Regions from separate parts of the Homo sapiens genome. Here regions 1 and 2 are each linked to region 3. Evidence: read pairs that join two places in POLR2A ChIA-PET (ENCODE). Cell type or tissue: K562. All regions are shown on one strand.

Evidence for each region. ChIA-PET counts read pairs that join two places held together with the same protein. Peaks named below come from ENCODE experiments on the same cell type or tissue, not always from the same donor. Only the 100,000 strongest peaks of a DNase experiment are listed, where the experiment ranks them.
Region 1: POLR2A ChIA-PET joins it to region 3 with 5 read pairs; 8 of 35 experiments call an interaction of 5 or more read pairs at or near these places.
Region 2: POLR2A ChIA-PET joins it to region 3 with 6 read pairs; 6 of 35 experiments call an interaction of 5 or more read pairs at or near these places.

The regions. Positions count from the first base shown.
Region 1 is chr22:20,063,725-20,066,224 of GRCh38, reverse strand. TANGO2 (transport and golgi organization 2 homolog) reads right to left here. Exons shown (of 9, transcript NM_152906.7): 9 at 1-1,683. The coding sequence ends at 1,563. Among named protein-coding and RNA genes, the nearest start is that of DGCR8, 15 kb to the left of the region's middle. RefSeq lists an enhancer at 1-117. In K562, no CTCF peak of the experiment used is centred here; no DNase peak of the experiment used is centred here.
Region 2 is chr22:20,039,772-20,042,271 of GRCh38, reverse strand. All of the region lies in intron 2 of TANGO2 (transport and golgi organization 2 homolog), which reads right to left. Among named protein-coding and RNA genes, the nearest start is that of MIR185, 7.9 kb to the right of the region's middle. In K562, no CTCF peak of the experiment used is centred here; no DNase peak of the experiment used is centred here.
Region 3 is chr22:19,986,113-19,988,612 of GRCh38, reverse strand. The region is part of intron 3 of ARVCF (ARVCF delta catenin family member); the gene reads left to right. Among named protein-coding and RNA genes, the nearest start is that of MIR4761, 24 kb to the right of the region's middle. RefSeq lists a silencer at 1,273-1,712 and an enhancer at 2,071-2,500. In K562, a CTCF peak has its summit at 1,555; DNase peaks (open chromatin) are centred at 1,352 and 2,059; H3K4me3 peaks cover 970 bases.

The sequences.
Region 1 (2,500 bases), 78 kb before region 3:
TCCAACAGAAGTCCAGGCCAGCCTGCCTCCCGCTCCAGTGGGGCCTCCATTGCGACCTGATAGACCTGTATGGGTGGCTGGCCCCATAATCAGCATCTACCACATCCCACGCGCATGGGGTCTCTCACAGCGGCCCCTGCCCATGGACAGATGGACTGACCCACAGGCATCCACATGTGGTGCTGAAGAAGCCGTGAGGAAAGGGGGAGGTGGGAAGGGCCTCGTCCAGGGTGTCTGGCTGCACAGGAGACATAGCAGCTCCCACTGGCACCCTGCATACAAGGGAAAGGCCTCGAAATGCGCTCACCAAAGCCTCAGAGTTTTATTATCAGGAGCTCACATTCAGGTACAGATTCCTATGAAGTTTGCCTCACCTGGAGGGAAGAGGGAGAGAGCAGGGCTGGCTGAGATGGGGCTGCCAGAGGCATGGTCTCCAGCTGGGTAAGCGGGATTCTGAGAGCCCCTGGTGCACACGGAGCCTCCTGGCACACACAGGATTGTCTCAAACACAGAGGACCTCTGGCACACTCAAGGGCACTGAATCTAGCAATGAGTCTGCACTTCTGTTATGAGAGTGGGTTTTTCGGCCAGGCGTGGTGGCTCACGCCTGTAATCCCAGCACTTTGGGAGGCCGAGGCAGGTGGATCACCACGTCAGGAGTTCAAGACCAGCCTGACCAACATGGTGAAACCCCGTCTCTACTAAAAACACAAAAATTAGCTGGGCATGGTGGCACACGCCTGTAATCCCAGCTAATCAGGAGGCTGGGGCAGGAGAATTGCTTGAACTTGGGAGGCGGAGGTTGCAGTGAGCCGAGATCGTGCCACTGCACTCCAGCCTGGGTGACAGAGCAAGACTCCGTCTCAAAAAAAAAAAAAAGAGAGAGTGGGTTTTTCTCAGGTCTTCTCGGTGCCCAATTCCAAATGTGGCTGTCTCCTCTGCAGGAGCAGGTCTGCTTGTCAAGAGTCCAAGCACGCCTGTGTTCTGTGGCCACAGGAGAGGAGGGGCCGCTTTTAAATACAAGCCTACTCCTGTCGTTGGACCAGAACAAAGACCTACTGGCCAGAAGCACATGAGAGGTGAGAGTCGCCCTTCTGCCTTGTTCGGCATCGTGTGTGTGCACCTGTGTGTGTGTGTCTGTGCAACTGTGCATGTGTGCACATGTGTAGCACACCTGTGCACGTACATGTGCCTGTGTCGGTGTCCATGTATATGGCTTGCATGTGTGTGCTTGTGCACACGCAGGAGTGTATGTGTGTGCCATGTGAGTGCCTGTGTACATGTGCAAGAGTGGGCTCAGGTGTATCCACATGTTCATGGTATACCTCGGCCGGTCCTAGACCTAGTATCAGACTCTGCTGCTCCTCACTGGCATAAAGGCAGACCCTGAACTGGGCATGGGGACACAGATGGGTAACACGCAAACCACAGGGCCCTGATCCGGGGGATGCTGGCCAAGCCACGGGCAGTGCAATGCAGTATGGCAAAGGAAGGTTTCCTGTCCACAGTGCCCCTCAAGGCAGGGCCCCCCAGGAGCCCACTGGCCAGGCCCAGAGGTGGGGTTAGCTCTGCAGTGTGAACTCATAGGTTCTGGTCTCCCAGTGGGAGAGGTCCTTGTCCATCATGCTACGCTCAGTGAAGGTCACGTGGCCGTCCGCATCTACCAGGATGATAGTGTTGGTTCTGAAAGAGAGCAGGGGCCCTCGTTCACCTGGTGTCCCTCAGCCCTGCCCTGCCTGTCACAGCCACAAATAGGGCAAGAATGCAGGCAGGTAGAGTTAGGAACCCCATGCCTGGAGGCTGTGCCAAGTCACAGAGAGCAGCAGCCTCAGTCTTGGGGATGATGAGGGGCCATCAGTGGCGTGTGAGCTCTTGGCTGGCTCCACAGGCCCACACTTGCTGAGTCCTGCCACCTTCACTGGGAACCACCCCACCCTGCCCTGCTCTCCCCGTGTAGCATGAGCCAAGGCATAGGGCAGCCTGCGGGCTGACCACACACTTCCCCTTTGGAGGCCCAGGTTCCCAGACACAGCCATGCTTGGTTCTTCCAAGAGGTCAAGCTGTTGACCACTTGGGGCCCAGGCCTCCTCTGTCTGGAAGGCTTCCCTCCTGTGCCCTCTCTTCCACTGCCCAGGCCATGCCAGCCCACCTGAAGCAAACATTCAGCACACTCTCCTCTCCTCCAACCCTCTCTGCCGTGGGCTTTGCAGACGGAGGGTGGCCCTGGATCCCCCAACAGCCCCAGCACAGGCTGGTTCCCAGGGCAGACACATACGCAGTGCACCCCGTGGGGTGGGACCCAGCGGCTATGCGGCCTGCCAGGGAGTGGAGTTGGCACTTGCCTTCCCCTCACACACAGGAAGATGAGCCTATGACAGAGGAGGGGCTGAAGGAAATGACACCCTGCACCTGCCAATGGGCCAGCCAGCCCCAGGCAGGAAAGGCTGGCCAGCAGCCACCACCCAAGGGTACAGCCTGCAGGCCTAGTGCCATGGTGCCG
Region 2 (2,500 bases), 54 kb before region 3:
ATGACACCTGTAATCCCAGCAGTTTGGGAGGCCAAAGTGGGAGGATCACTTGAGGCTAGGAGTTTTGAGACCAGCTTGGGCAAGAAAGTAAGACCCCATATCTACAAAAAAAAAATACAAAAATTAGTCAGGTGTGGTGGTGCATGCCTGTATTCCCAACTACTGGGGAGGCTGAGGCAGCAGGATCATTTGAGCCCAGGAGTTTGAGGCTGCAGTGAACTGTGACTGCACCATTGCACTCCAACCTGGGGAACAGAGAAGCCCTGTCTCTAAAAAAAAAAAAAAAGTGATGGCTGAAGACCCCCTGAGCACTTGTGCCGGAGAGGCAGCTCCAAGGAGCAGAGCTCAGCTGTCCTGCCATCACAATCTGAGTCTGAAACCAAGTTGCAGTGGTGAGAGCCCGACAAGTGTTTAAAAATAATTTCCATATTGATCATTGCACATCAATTTCATAAAACAACATTTGCTCCTGATTAAATGTGAAATAACAGACATTCATAAAATTGGGAGTGAAAGTGGTGCTCACAGCTGGGTACGGTGGCTCATGCCTGTAATCCCAGCATTTTGCGAGGCCGAGGTGGGTGGATCATGAGGTCAGGAGTTCAAGACCAGCCTGGCCAAGATGGTGAAACCCCATCTCTATTAAAAATACAAAAATTAGGCCGGGCCCGGTGGCTCACGCCTGTAATCCCAGCACTTTGAGAGGCCAAGGTGGGAGGATCACGAGGTCAAGAGATCGAGACCATCCTGGCTAACACGGTAAAACCCCGTCTCTACTAAAAATACAAAAAATTAGCCAGGTGTGGTGGCGGGCGCCTGTAGTCCCAGCTACTCGGGAGGCTGAGGCAGGACAATGGTGTGAACCCGGGAGGCAGAGTTTGCAGTGAGCCGAGATCATGCTACTGTACTCCAGCCTGAGTGACAGAGCAAGACTCCGTCTCAAAAAAAAAAAAAAAAAATTAGCCGGGTGTGGTGGCGGGCGCCTGTAATCCCAGCTGCTCGAGAGGTTGAGGCAGAGAATTGCTTGAACCCGGGAGGCGGAGGTTGCAGGGAGCTGAGATCGTGCCACTGCACTCTAGCCTGGGCGACAGAACGAAACTCCATTTCAAACAAAAAAGTACATGGTGCTAGCACCCACCATTCATGCCCTTGGAGGCATTCACACCTGTGTGCACATGTGTGCCCCCCACTCAGTGCCTGCCCCTGAAGCTTCTTGCCAGCAGAACTGGGGAAATGCTTTTGGTCATTGCCAGGGACTGTGCCATGCCCTAGAGCCCTTGGGGTCTGCTATGGAAGCCTTACCACCTCCAGGGTGCCCCATTCAGCCTGGTCTGACACCCAGCTGGCCCCAGGGCTGCACCAGGTCTCAGGGATGTGCTGCCTGGGGTAGGGGGAGGTGGTCTCTGTCCCTGATGAGCCTCAGCCTTTGTACCTCTAACTGCCATGTTTCAACCCAGACCCAGCCCAAGTCTCCATGTCCCTTCTGGGCAGAAGTGCCCCCCAACCTCTGCAGCAGGGATGGCAGGAGAGCCCACCTTCCCTGGGCTGGACAGTGCTAGTAGAAGGCAGTGCACTTGCCCCAGACCTGGATGGGCCAGTCCTGTAGGTGCCCATTGGTTGTGTCCTGGCCAGCGGGCAGGAGAAGGGGGAACACCGCAGTCCCTGAGTGCTATGGTGGGGATGTGCCAGGGTCTGGGATGACAGCTCCTCCACCCTATGGGTGGGGTCAAGCTCCATGTGGTTCTGCTCAGCATTCTCTCTTAAATACCTTCCTCCTCTGCTTCCACGTCCCACAGCCCTGCAGGTGAACAGGGGTCGGGGGAGCCAGGGACACCTCATCCCAGTCCAGCCCCAAACCAGGCTGGGGCTGTTGGCTTCGGGTGCTGATTCTGACATAATGCTCTTACAAAGGGAAAATAAAGGGGAGAAAAGTAGGAAGAAAAGCTGACTGAGCATGGACTTTTGTCCTAAGATGTTCAGCTGTCTGTTTTTAAACAAGGAGCAATTATATATGTTTGCCTAATAACTCAGGAACATTAATTGCCAGGTTATTTTTGTTCCAGCAGTCATGTTTAGCTGAATTGCTGGTGGTTTGCCAGGGATTTCATTGAATACATAATTCAGGGACAAGCCAGCATGCTGAGCACCCAGATCAAGCCCCAAAGGGAGGAGGAAGTAGCTCTCTCAGTCATCACTGGTGGGGCTGCACATGGGTAGAAGCCTATCTGCGCCCCACGTCCAGAGAGACAGGGATGCACCCACCACGGTGAGGTCCCTGAGGATGGCAAGTCACCTCGGCTTTATTTTGTTCCAATAACTGAAACCACTAATTATCCATCACCACCTGACACCCACGCTGCTAGGCAGGGTGAGTGCGTGTACTGTCCGGGGGGTATGTGCATCATCTCGGGGGGTGAGTGTGTTCTGCCGGGGGGTGAGTGTGTGCACTGTCTGGGGGACAGTTTGGTGACAGATAGGAGGTACTCTGGCCTGAGATCCA
Region 3 (2,500 bases):
AGGCTAGGGGGAGTGCTGCTGCACTCACTGGGCTGCTCCAGGGTCCTGGCTACCTGCCCTTCATCTTCCAGCAGGAAGGGGCCCCTCCTCTAGACAGCCAGCTGAAACAGGGCTGACGCCCACCCAGTGGGGAGGGGTGCCATCAGGGAACTTGCCTTGGGCTCGTCTTAGGTGGATAGGTGGCTGGGGCACTAGCTGCTGGTGCAGTTGAGAAGATGGAGCCAGCTTAAAGATAAGATGCGGGCGCGTTTTTGGCGCAGTGTCTGGTCTTCTGCGCTCTGCTCCAGGGGTTCCAGGCAGGTTGGCCCTAGATGCAAGATACAGGGGTCCAGCCAGTGGTAGGGTAGCTCACCCCTCTGCAGGTGGGGGAACTGAGGCTCAGAGGGGCACATGGTGGGTACCTAGAATCTTGAGCATGCTAGCCGAGTGGCCTCTGTATATGGCGCTCAGGGCAGCAGGGAGTGGTCCCTGCGGAGGCTGTTTTCTGAGGGGTCTGCGGAGAAGCCAGTGGGAGGCCTGGGCCCGAGCCCTTTCTCTTGCCAGACCCACTGAGTCTCCCTGGGTTGGTCTCAGCTCATTTAATCTCAGAACCTGTTTCCCTGTTCGTGATGCTGGAGCCATTGGCTTGGCCTTTGTGGGGTTTGACATAAGAAGGTGGCTCCAGCCTGGCCCTTCCCCTCCCATTTTTCACTGCAGCAGAACTAGATTCCCTAGGGTGTGGCCCACATTGAGGCTGGCCTGGGGGAGCAGTGGGGGTGCATTCGGGGCTTCTGTGCCTCGATGGGGAGAACCCAAGATACAAAGTGGGGGTCCCCTGCAGGGCCCTTTTCCAGGTCCCCATCGAACTCTGTGGGGACAGTTCTTCGCAGGCCCATTCAGAGTGGCGGCTGGGCAGGAGGGTGAGGGGGGATCTGGGAGACTGGAGAGATCTCACAGAGCCGTGACTACTGTCTCATCGGCCCCCATTTCATGGCAGGTGAAACTGAGTCGCAGCCAGGTTTGTGCCAGTGAGGGAGGCCTTGTGCTCTGTGCATCGCAGCACGGGCACCTGCCCTGCCGGAACTGTTTCCCCCTTTGCAGGCGGACTGAAGTGTGGTCATAAACCGAGGCCAAACCGAGGCCTGGGAAGGACTTGGCCAAAGTCTTTCGGCGGGAAAGTGACACCCCTGCCGCAGGGAGGGGGAGGGAGCAGAAGTCCAGGCCGGCAGTGGGTGGGGGGAGGTGGTGGGAAGTGGGGGGACAGGGGGCGACCCGGGGCTGCAGGGCCCCGCCCCCTGTCTCTGGGGGGCGGGACCTCACATTGCCCGCCCCCCGCCCGCCACGCCCACCCCGGCCCCCGCCACGCCCCACCTGGGCGCGGCCCCGCCCGATTGGCTGCTCGCCGTGACCGCCGCCAGATCCGCCCCCGCGGGGAGCGAGTCCGCCGAGCCTGAGCCCGAGCGGCCGAGGCGCCGGAGCCGAGCCTGGTCCAGCCACCGCCTCCCCCGCTGCTGGCCAGCGCCCCCCGAGTCCCGGCCCGATGCCGGCCGAACTCAGACAGGTTGGAGGGAAGTTGGCTTGGGGGGACCCTGGCCCGGGGTCGGAGGCAGAGGGCGGGGCGTCGGCCTGCCCGGGAGGACCCGCTTTTGTTCCGCGGAGCCGCTGGCCCGAGGCAGCTATTGTCTTGCGCCCCTGGCTGGGCTGCGTCAGGCTGGGGCCAGGGCCGGGCGGGTGGCGGTGTGAGCGCGGTGCCCCCGGGTATGCAGGGCGGGCCGCAGGGTCTCTGGAGCCCATCCGCGGGGCCTGGGGGGGTCGGGACCCCTGGCAGTTTGACCCTCCTCTTGGCACCGGCCCGGACCGGATGGACGCTTCTTGGCCAGCGCCCAGGACAGGTGCCTGGGGACACGGGTGGAGAGCCAGGGCCTTCCTGAGCGGCTTCTGTCTGTGCAGGAAGGAGGCTGAAGTCTGAAGAGGGAAGCCCGGGTAGGCCTTCTGCTCCCTGAGAGGGTTCCTCCTCTCCCCTCCACACCCCCTACGCCGGCTCTGACTCCCGGGACCTGCAAAGGAGCTTCCGGAGCTTTAATGGAAGTCTTCTCTGCCTCCGAGGCGCACGTGATGGGAGGGATAGAGACAGGCCCTGCCCACTAATGGATGCTGGAGGAGATCTCTAAGGAAAACGGGATCCTCCCCCTCTCAGCATTGAGGTGGGGGGAGGCATAGGCAGTTTGTCCTCTGCTCAGAGCAGTGCTGGGTTCAGTAACAGGCAGGGAAACTGAGCAGAGGAGAGACCAGCCAAGACCCTCTGTGGTGGGAGGCAGGTCTCCCACACACCTGCTACCTGGGCAACTAGGCCCCTGCCTGTCCTACGGCCCTGGTGTGGCCCCCAGGGTCTGGCCCTCAGAGGTGGAGGGACCAGTTTTTGGGAAATCCATGGTCACAGTGTGTCTGATGACCCCAAGCTGAGCTTGGGGAAGCTGAGGTGGATGACAGTCAGCCCTGCTCTCCCACCCCAAGTTTGCTC